Regions from separate parts of the Homo sapiens genome. Here region 2 is linked to region 1. Evidence: read pairs that join two places in POLR2A ChIA-PET (ENCODE). Cell type or tissue: OCI-LY7. All regions are shown on one strand.

What was found. ChIA-PET counts read pairs that join two places held together with the same protein. Peaks named below come from ENCODE experiments on the same cell type or tissue, not always from the same donor. Only the 100,000 strongest peaks of a DNase experiment are listed, where the experiment ranks them.
Region 2: POLR2A ChIA-PET joins it to region 1 with 5 read pairs; 1 of 35 experiments calls an interaction of 5 or more read pairs at or near these places.

What each region holds. Positions count from the first base shown.
Region 1 is chr9:112,102,665-112,107,664 of GRCh38, reverse strand. All of the region lies in intron 8 of SUSD1 (sushi domain containing 1), which reads left to right. Among named protein-coding and RNA genes, the nearest start is that of LINC02977, 65 kb to the right of the region's middle. In OCI-LY7, no CTCF peak of the experiment used is centred here; a DNase peak (open chromatin) is centred at 2,534; H3K4me3 peaks cover 598 bases.
Region 2 is chr9:112,448,767-112,453,766 of GRCh38, reverse strand. All of the region lies in intron 8 of HSDL2 (hydroxysteroid dehydrogenase like 2), which reads right to left. HSDL2-AS1 (HSDL2 antisense RNA 1) reads left to right here. Exons shown (of 5, transcript NR_171779.1): 5 at 1-1,969. Among named protein-coding and RNA genes, the nearest start is that of KIAA1958, 36 kb to the left of the region's middle. In OCI-LY7, a CTCF peak has its summit at 1,866; a DNase peak (open chromatin) is centred at 2,646.

The DNA.
Region 1 (5,000 bases):
CTTGCATTTGCATGATATGCCTTTGTCTACTTTTTTTCCTTCTTGAAAGCTATCTGAATAATATTACTATAAATGTACTCTAGGAGACAGCATGTATTGAGAGCTTTTCTGGAAAACTTTTATTTTTGATTAGATAAGTTATCCAACTTACATCATTGTTATTTGTGATATGATTTTCCTTTCATCTGTCTATTTATTTATTTATTTACTTATTTATGAGCAGAATCTCGCTGTGTCGCCCAGGCTGGAGTGCAGTGGCGTGATCTTGGCTCACTGAAACCTTGGCCTCCCGGTTTTAAGCGATTCTTGTGCCTTAGCCTCCCAAGTAGCTGGGACTACAGGTGTGAGCCACCACGTCTGGCCTCTTTTTTTCTTTTTTTTCTTTCTTTTCTTTTTTTTTTTTTTTTTTTGAGATATGGTCTAGCTCTGTTGCCCAGGCTGGAGTTCAGTGGTGCAACCATGGCTCACTGCAGCCTTGACCTTCCAGGCTCAAGCAATCCTCCCACCTCAGCTCCCAAGTAGCTGGGACCACAGGTGTGCAGATCACTTAATTTTTTCATTTTGTAAAGACAAGGTCTCACTATATTGCCCAGGCTGGTCTTGAACTCCTGGCCTCAAGGGATCCTCCTGCGTCAGCCTCTCAAAGTGCTTGGATTACAGGTGTGAGCCACTGCTCCTGGACTGTTTTTTCCCTTTTTAATGCTACTTTGCTGTGTCTTTTGTTTTCTTTTTGTTACACAGATTTTCTTTTCCAGTGAGTCAGATAGTATAGATTTTGTTTTCTTTTCTACAAGTGATCACATTTAAAAAAGACAAATTCTATTTGAGTGTGTATTTCTTTTTTCACCAGTGTTAAGACTGAAATATTGTTCACTTTTCCCTGAATGAGATAAGTTAGCATTCCTTTTATTTTTAAAACTTCCTTTTATTTCTTCCCCTCTCTCTTCTCTTAGGTTATTGGTTTAGTATAGCATTATATTACCAGTTTCTTATTTTTAACATGTATTATCTCTCCAAAGAGCTCACTCTTATATTGATTTATAGAAACCTTGGTAGCGATGATTTAACCTTGGGTACATGTTTTAATAGTTTCAGTGCTTACTGACAGTCTTTTCAAACCACGTTCTCTATTATTTCTCTATCTCTATTTCTCTCTCTGTGTGGTGATTTGCCTGCTCCTCAGGGAGGGAATGGGATACTTTCTGAGTCCATGATGATCTGAGAATGTCTTTTGTTGCCTTCACATGTGAATGAGAGCTCAATTGAAGATAAAATTCTTGGGTCATAAACTTTTGTTCTTGGAATTCTAGAAGTATTTCTTATTGACGTTGGGAACTGGAAGCTTTGAAAGAAGAGTTAGAAGGTGTGACTTTCTTTTAAAAAAAAAATCCTGGCCAGGTGTGGTGGCTCATGCCTGTAATCCCTGCACTTTGGGAGGCTTAGGTGGGCGGATCACCTGAGGCCAGGGTCAACATGGCTAAACCCTGTCTCTACTAAAAGTACAAAAATTAGCTGGGGGTGGTGGTGTGTGCCTGTAGTTCCAGCTACTTGAGAGTCTTAGGCACGAGAATTGCTTGAACATGGGAGGCAGAGCTTGCAGTGAGCCAAGATCGCACCACTGCACTCCAGCCTGCGCAACAGAGCGAGACTGTCTCAAATAAATAAATAAAATATAAAAAATTCGATGTAAGCAATTTGATTTTCAGCTTGTGTATCATGAAGGCTTCTTTAGCCATGAAATTTAAGACATTAATCATTTATTAATGTACCCGGCAAATGTTTATTGACCACCTATTATGTGTCTGATGTTTTTTAGGCATTGGGAATTCGAAAGTGACACAGAAGTCTCTTCATGAAACCTCCGTCTGGGTAGTGGACGGATAGAAATGTTCATGTTTTGCACTGAGCTTTCCTAGTACCCTGTGAGTTGTTGTTGTTGTCGTTTTGCGACTGAGTCTTATTCTGTCACCCAGGCTGGTGTGCAGTGGCGTGATATTGGCTCATTGCAACCTTCGCCTCCTGTGTTCAAGAGATTCTTGTGTCTCAGCCTCCTGAGTGGCTGGGATTACAGGCTTGTGTCACCATGCCCAGCTAATTTTTGTATTTTTAGTAGAGATGGGGTTTTACCATGTTGGCCAGGCTGATCTCAAACTCCTGACCTCAAGTGATCCACCTGTCTTGGCCTCCCAAAGTGCTGGGATTACAGGCGTGAGCCACTATGCCCGGTCCCCTGTGAGTTTTTTGGTCTTTAGAATTTGGTTTAACTATATATTAGGAACATTTTCTTTTATTACATCTCTGATTATTGCTTTTTTTTTTTAAAGTTTGTTTTTTGCTCTTCAAATACCCCTGTGTGGAATTGCTTGTTCGTCCACACTGGTTTCCCATTTTCTCCTTTTTATCGTCCATGTCTTTTTCCTCTGCCTTCTTTGAATATATAACAAGTTTGTTCTCTATGTGCACTTACACAAATATGCATTTTTGCATTGACATTTCCTATCTTTACCATTTCCAATGCACTTTAAATTCTGCTGTTGCACTTTCATTTCCTTTTCTTTGGGTCTCATCTAGTTCCCTTTTTATTTCTGCTTCTCTCTACCAGTTTCCTCTCTGCTGTCACGTTCTTTTATTATCTAATCCTTTATCTCTTGTTTGAATCTATTTTTAAAATTTTTATTGAACCGTATGAAACAGATGCTGCCTAATTTTACCATTCTTTTGCTCAATATTTTCTTTTTTATAAATATGCTCATTCTTTGCCTGCCGAGCACAATTTTCCTTTCCTTCCCTCTCCTTCTTTGTAGAATCATTTTGCAGTTTTTCCCCCCCATTCTGGATTACTTATCCTTGGAAGATAAAAGTTCTGTCTAGGTCTGATATTTCCTTCATAATAAAATGGATGGCCTTCCCTTTGATCCTCCTTTTCATTGGATAATGTTAGTATGTTTATGTCAGATCTCAGTATGAAGGATTTACTGCTGGTTGGGTGACCCAGTGTCCTTTGGGCAGCAGCTGTGAGAAAGCCCACCACCCCGTGCTTTATTTCTGAGCATTTTGCTATGATTGGTGAAGCTGTTGGCTTTGGGCCTGGCTTCTTTATGGCATTACAGCCTACCAAGGCAGGAAAGAGGCAAGCCCCTTCTGTCAACCCAGGCTCTCTGCCAGATGGTACCTTCAGGTCCTGAGGCCTCTACTTCGAAGTCCTTCCCCATTACTAATCTACAGTGGGCTAAAGAAGGACTATTATTATTATTATTACTATTATTATTATTAGCAGTAGCAATAGTAGTATATATACTATTTTTTTTTAATATATACCTTGTTGCCTATCAGATTGCCTGGTGAGGTTAGGGGCGTGGTGGTTCATGCCTGTAATCCCAGCACTTTGGGAGACTGAGGCAGGTGGTTGGCTTGAGTCTAGGAGTTTGAAACCAGCCTGGGGACATGGTGAAACCCTATTTCTACAAAAGAAACCCCCAAAATTAGCTGGGCTTGGTGGTGCATGCCCGTAGTCCTAGCTACTCAGGAGGCTGAGGTGGGAGGATTGCTTGAGCCCGGGAGGTGGAGGTTGCAGTGTAGTCTGGGTGACAGAGTGAGACCCTGTTTAAAAAAAGAGAGAGAAGAAGAAGAATTGTCAGGCGAACTCTTAAAAAAATACAGACGTTGAAGCATTACTTCAAATCTGCTGATGTCTGGGTGATTCTGATGTGCAGTTTGGGAACCACTGGGCTAAATGGCTCCAGATGGAGCATGGGTCATTGATTTGTCTTGTGACCTGTCTTGATTTTTCCATGGGCTCTAGTTCTCCTCCAGTTCTTTCTTTTGAAACTTTGTGACTACATTCCTTTGCTTGGAAGCCAGGTTGCATAGTAGGTCTTAGGGTCTTTCTTTAGCCCCGGCTCTTCCATACTGTGCTAAGCTGAAATGTCTTCATGTTTCCGCCTTGTGTATGGCAACCGACCCTTCTTTCCAACCCAGATGCAAATTTTGACCCATTTTTACTTATTCTCCATCACTTCTGTCAGGCTTGGGCGTGGGAAGTGGGAGCCAGATGCCTTTGTTCACATTGCCATCTTCCCCTGAATTCAGATGATAATGACTATCTTACGTGAAAATCACATTGAGATGTGAACTGTGCAGACAGTACTTCTGCTTCTGTTCTGCCTGTACAGAGACAGAAGCTTTATGTGGTATTTCTTACATACATGCATTTCTTACATGCAGACACTTGGTATTCCTCACAATCACATGCATACATGTGACCATTTTTATTTCTGATGTCCTTATGAAATCTTTAAAATAAAAGTTGTGAAGACAAAGGAGAGCACATATGATAGGTCTTCAAATTCTCTCTCATAACCATCTTTCTACACTTTCCAATTATAGGCAGGAATATTTTCCCCAGCTGGCTGCCTTGTGCTGAATATGTCAGTGATATTGAAAATGCTGTGGACAATTCTGATCTTGACTAAAATAATTTATTGTTCTCATTCTTAGGTAGCAGAAACTCCCACGGGAGAAATACACATATAAAAGGTAGTTATAAAATAGCTTCTCTCTGGTAGACATTTACACCTTTCTCATTGGTAGAAAACATGCAGTCTTGTTTGTTGGGAAATTTGCTTTTTCTTGAAAATCACTGATATTATTCCTGACTCTCTGTTATTTCTTTAATTCATTAGTAATAAATCTATCCTTCTAAACTATATTAAGAAAATAGAACATTGTAAGAATGAATTAGACTGCAGGAGGTATGAAATGACTTTTTTCTGTACAATGGTTAAAACAAGTCTGCTTTCTGATTATTTTATTGCCTTAGTACTCAGCTGAGTAGCTCTTGAAATACTGTCTGCTGTGAAAGCAAATTTCCTCTTGCTTGGTCATCTACTTTCTGGTTATTTTCTAGGTTGGAAAGCACTTGCTCTGAGAGTTTAAATCTATAGCCTTTGATTTTTATTTGCCGTTTTCCTTATTCTCAGACTTTCTGGCTACTGCTATGC
Region 2 (5,000 bases), 350 kb before region 1:
TTAAAAAATACTACTAAACTATAAATATTTATCATAAACAAACCTTCTATAATCTGAGTACTTTGTGAGGCCAAGGCTGGGCGTGGCGGCTCATGCATGTAATTCCAGCACTTTGGGAGGCCAAGGCGGGTGGATCACTTGAGCCCAGGAGTTCGAGACCAGCCTGGGCAACATGGAGAAACCCTGTCTCTACAAAAAATACAAAAATTAGCTGGGCGTGGTGGTTGGTGCCTGTAGTCCCAGCTACTTGGGAGGCTGAGGTGAGAGGATCACTTGAGCCTGGGAGGTAGAGGCTGCAGTGAGCCGAGATCACGCTACTGCACTCCAGCCTTGGTGACAGAGGGAGACCCTGTCTCAAAAAAATAAATAAAAGAAACAGACCTAAACACAACTACTGGAGTATGAGGGATGATAATCAATCACTCCTTTGTCAATTTCTCTCAGTTCTAAAACCAAATGAGAACAAAAAGACATTGGAATCAGAAAGATGGAAATCAAAATATCAGCTGTGGAACTGGTGGAGCTAAACTGAAGACTGTAGCTTGAATCAACACCCAAGTGTACTTTCTAATCACTCCACCTCTAAATTCAATCTATTCACCTAGTCCTTTCACCCATGGATTGACCCTGCATCCTCCCATCACGGGTTAGAAATGCTCTTAAGTAGAGATCATGTAAAAAACTGAGGACAGCCTGCTCAGAAAGAGAGAATGCTCAGAAGGGTCTGACACACAACCTCAGTTTCTTCTCCCTGTCTCACTTATTCAGATTATCCCTCCCACTAGATGAAAAGGGAGGTTAAACTGTTAGTCCCCTGACTAACAGGCTGCCCTCTCTGGAAACACTAGGTCACGGGAATGGAGGTTACCTGCAACATTTTAAAACTTGCATTCACTTAACCCACTGGCTATAACAACTTAACATATGATCAGCCAGGGGAGAAGACAGCAGTTCATAGGACTGCTTTGCTCCCATATCATGATGCTGCCCCCCAATACTGTCTCTGTTCCTTTATTTATTTTTGAGACAGTCTCGCTTTGTCACCCAGGCTGGAGTGCAGTGGCTTGATCTCGGCTCACTGCAACCTCCGTCTCCTGGTTCAAGTGATTCTCCAGCTTCAGCCTCCCGAGTAGGTGGGACTACAGGTGCCCACCACCGTGCCCGGCTAATTTTTGAATTTTTAGTAGAGACAGGGTTTCACCATGTTGGCCAGGCTGGTCTCAAACTCCTTACCTCAGGTGATCCACCCACATTGGCCTCCCAAAGTGCTGGGATTGCAGGCGTGAGCCACCGTGCCCGGCCTCTCTGTTCCTTTATTTATCATTCTAGAATCACATAGAGGCAGCTAAGTAGTTGCCCCCAGAAACAGGTAAGAACAATTCGTTAATTAAATTAACTCCAAGGCCAATCTGTGCTCTAGGCTGAAGGTGAATCTGTTTCTCAACTCAAATTATACACAGCCATCTTGTCTAATACAATTCCTCAAAGGTTATTACATGAAATCTAATTGACAGCATAAAGATACTCCATAGTACAAAGTAAGCTATTAATTCATAAAGTATACTGAATATAAATTGCCTTTCATTATGATGTTTCCACAAATAAAAAAAATCATTTTCCTTTTATAAGTTAAAGTACGAACAGATATTAGAGATGAAAGCCTTAAAGAATTTTTTTAGCCTGTTTTATTATTGTTTTAAAATTTACTACAGTGTACCCCTTTATTGCCTGCACTGGGGGCAATCCACTTCTGCCTTGCACTTAGCATGACACTGCTTTTTATTGACATGTAACATACATTCAGAAACAGTGATCAGATGTATCCAGATCAAACATCACCACCTAGGTCAAGAAAGATGATATTACAGGTATCCCAGAAGCCCACTCCACAACCCCTCCTAATTGCTAACACCATATATTAGTTTTGTCTCATGTTTATCTTCAAATAAATGGAATCAATCACACAGTATCTATTCTTATATGCCTGCCGATCCTTCAAATCTCTTCCAAAAAAAAAAAATGCAAGAGGAGGGAACACTTTCTAATTAATTATGTGAGGTCAGTATTACCATGACACCAAGCCAGACGCAGACTTAAAAGAAAACTGACTAGTATAGACAGACAATATGCAAATGCATATACATGCATACATACATGAAATTAAGTCGAGAAGTGATGGGTTCTACTTTAAAAAGAGCAAGAGCTGGGATAGAATGTAAGACTATTTTAGATAAGACAGTTTTTGAATAGACACTGAATTAAACAATATAAGGCTGAATATGTAAATACATACACACATACATATTTATTCTACAATTTGAAAACATAAATGTGGCCAACAGTTCGTCTTCACCAGTTCAATTTGAAAAAGGTATTCCCCATGCTTCAGTGACAATAACCTAATACTTTATAACCTTTGCAATGCTTATTTGAGCAATGCCACTTCCCAGTTATTTTCCAAATGTACACCAGTGTAAGTGAATGAGACACATTACTATTAATATAAGGTATTATTATTTAGAAGCCAATTTTAAAATTGAGCTATGAATTCCAATATTTATCTATTTTTTTTGGTCTGTTTTTTGAGATGGGCTTACTCTGTCACCCAGGCTGAAGTGCAGTGGTACAGTCAAGGTTCACTGCAGCCTCAACTTCCTGAGCTCAAGCTTCCTGAGTAGCTGGGACCACAGGCATGTGCCACTACGCCCAGCTAATTTTTTGTATTTTTTATAGAGACGGGGTTTCACCATGTTGGCCAGGCTGGTCTCGAACTCCTAGACTCAAACGATCCACCCGCCTCAGCCACCCATGATTGGGATTACAGACATGAGATACCACACCCGGCCTCAAAAAGTTGTTTTTGAAGACATGGAAAACATTCACAATAATTAAGTAATGTTAAATTAAATGGGAGTCTATGCAATTAAACATAATATATATAAAGCTTCTTTCTTAAGAAAATAAAAAACAATATGAACCTACTGGTAAAATATTTATTTCTGGGTATACATTTTAAATTATATGTGCCAAAAAAAAGTGGTTGAAAGGAAATAAGCCAAAATATAAATGTACTTATAATTGGATTACAGGTGACTTTAAAATTTTTCTTTGAGCTGTTCTATACTTTTTTTTTTTTTTTTGAGGCAGTCTTGCTCTGTCACCTAGGCTGGAGTGCAGTGGCATGATCTCAGCCCATTGCAACCTCCACCTCCCAGGTTCAAGCGATTCTTGTGCCTCAGCCTCCCGAATAGCTGGGATTACAGGCACATACCACTGCACCCGACTAATTTTGTATTTTTAGTAGAGACAGGGTTTCACCATGCTGGCCAGGCTGGTCTTGAACTCCCGACCTCAGGTGATCTGCTCGCCTCAGCCTCCCAAAATGCTGGGATTACAGGCATGAGCCACGGCACCTGGCCTGTTCTATGCTTTTTTTATACTTCTGTATTAAACTTGTCTTTTTAAATTTTTAATGTTTTAATTTTTTTCTATTGGTAGAGATGGGGGGGGGGTCTCGCTATGTTGCCCAGGCCGGTCTTGAACTCATGTCCTCAAGTGATCATCCCACCTCTGTCTCCCATAGTGTTATGATTACAGGTGTGAGCCCCTATACCCTGCCCGTACTAAGCTTTTCTATACAGACTAATTTAAAATGCTATCAAAATTGAGTAAAGTATATAACAAAATCGATTGGATGTAGCCAAAGCTATGTTAAGGGGATAAATGCACAAACTTTATTTCATTATTTTAAAAGAAATAACAATAAAGTATTAGCCCAACAAGTAAGAACAGGAACAAAAGCAACCTCAAAGAAAGCAGAAAGGAGAAAACAATAAACCAAAAGTAAAAAAAGTAAGGAATCAGATGGTTGCACAATTCTGGGAAGATGCTAAAAATCACTAGACACTTCCAAATGGTGAATTTTTTTTTTTTTGAAACTGAGTTCCACTCTGTCACCCCGTCTGGAGTGCAGTGACATGATTTTGGCTCACTGCAACCTCCACCTCCTGGGCAGCTGGGATTACAGATGTGCACCACCACACCCGACTAATTTTTTGTATTTTTAGTAGAGACAGAATTTCGCCATGTTGCCCAGGCTGGTCTTGAACACCGGAGCTCAGACAATCCGCCTGCCTCAGCCTCCCAAAGTGCTAGAATTACAGGCATGAGCCACCGCACCCGGCCTAAAATGATGAATTTTTTGGTATATATAAGTTATATCTCGAGTTGTTATTAAAAAGATAATCAGAAAAGAGAAAAGCTGTAGAATTAAAAATGAAATAAAATTTAAAGTCTGGTGCTTTTGAGAAAAAATAAGATAACACAAAATCAGCAACTAATCAAGAAAAAAGAAAAATAATTTTTAAAACAGAGGAAAGAGGCTGGGCGTGGTGGCTCATGCTGGTAATCCTAGCACTTTGGGAAGCCAAGGTGGGTGGATCACCTGAGGTCAGGAGTTTGAGACCAGCCTGACCAACATGGTGAAACCCCGTCTCTACTAAAAATACAAAAATTAGCTGGGCATGGTGGCGTGCACCTGTAATCCTAGCTACTCAGGAGGCTGAGGCATGAGAATTGCTTGAACCTGGGAGGCAGGGGTTGCAGTGAGCCGAGATCGTGCCACTGCGCTCCAGCCTGGGAGACAGAGTGAGACTTTGTCTTAAAAGAAAAAAAAAAAAAAAAAAACAGAGGAAAGAGATAAAACAGTTTGAAAACTTTAAAAAATTGTGTAAGTGAAATACTACATGTCAACTCAAACAGGTTTTGAAACTTCAAATGGATAATTTGGGTTTTTATTTTTTAAAAAGCCTATAATTGAATAAAATAAAAGTTTTGAAAGAAATAACTTCAGAAAAGACCCAAATGACTTAGTAGGTATTTCAAACCTTCAAAGAAAAGAACACAGAGAGAGGCTGGGTGTGGTGGCTCATGCCTGTAATCCCAGCACTTTTGGGAGGCCAAGGCGGGTGGATCATGAAGTCAGGAGATCGAGACCATCC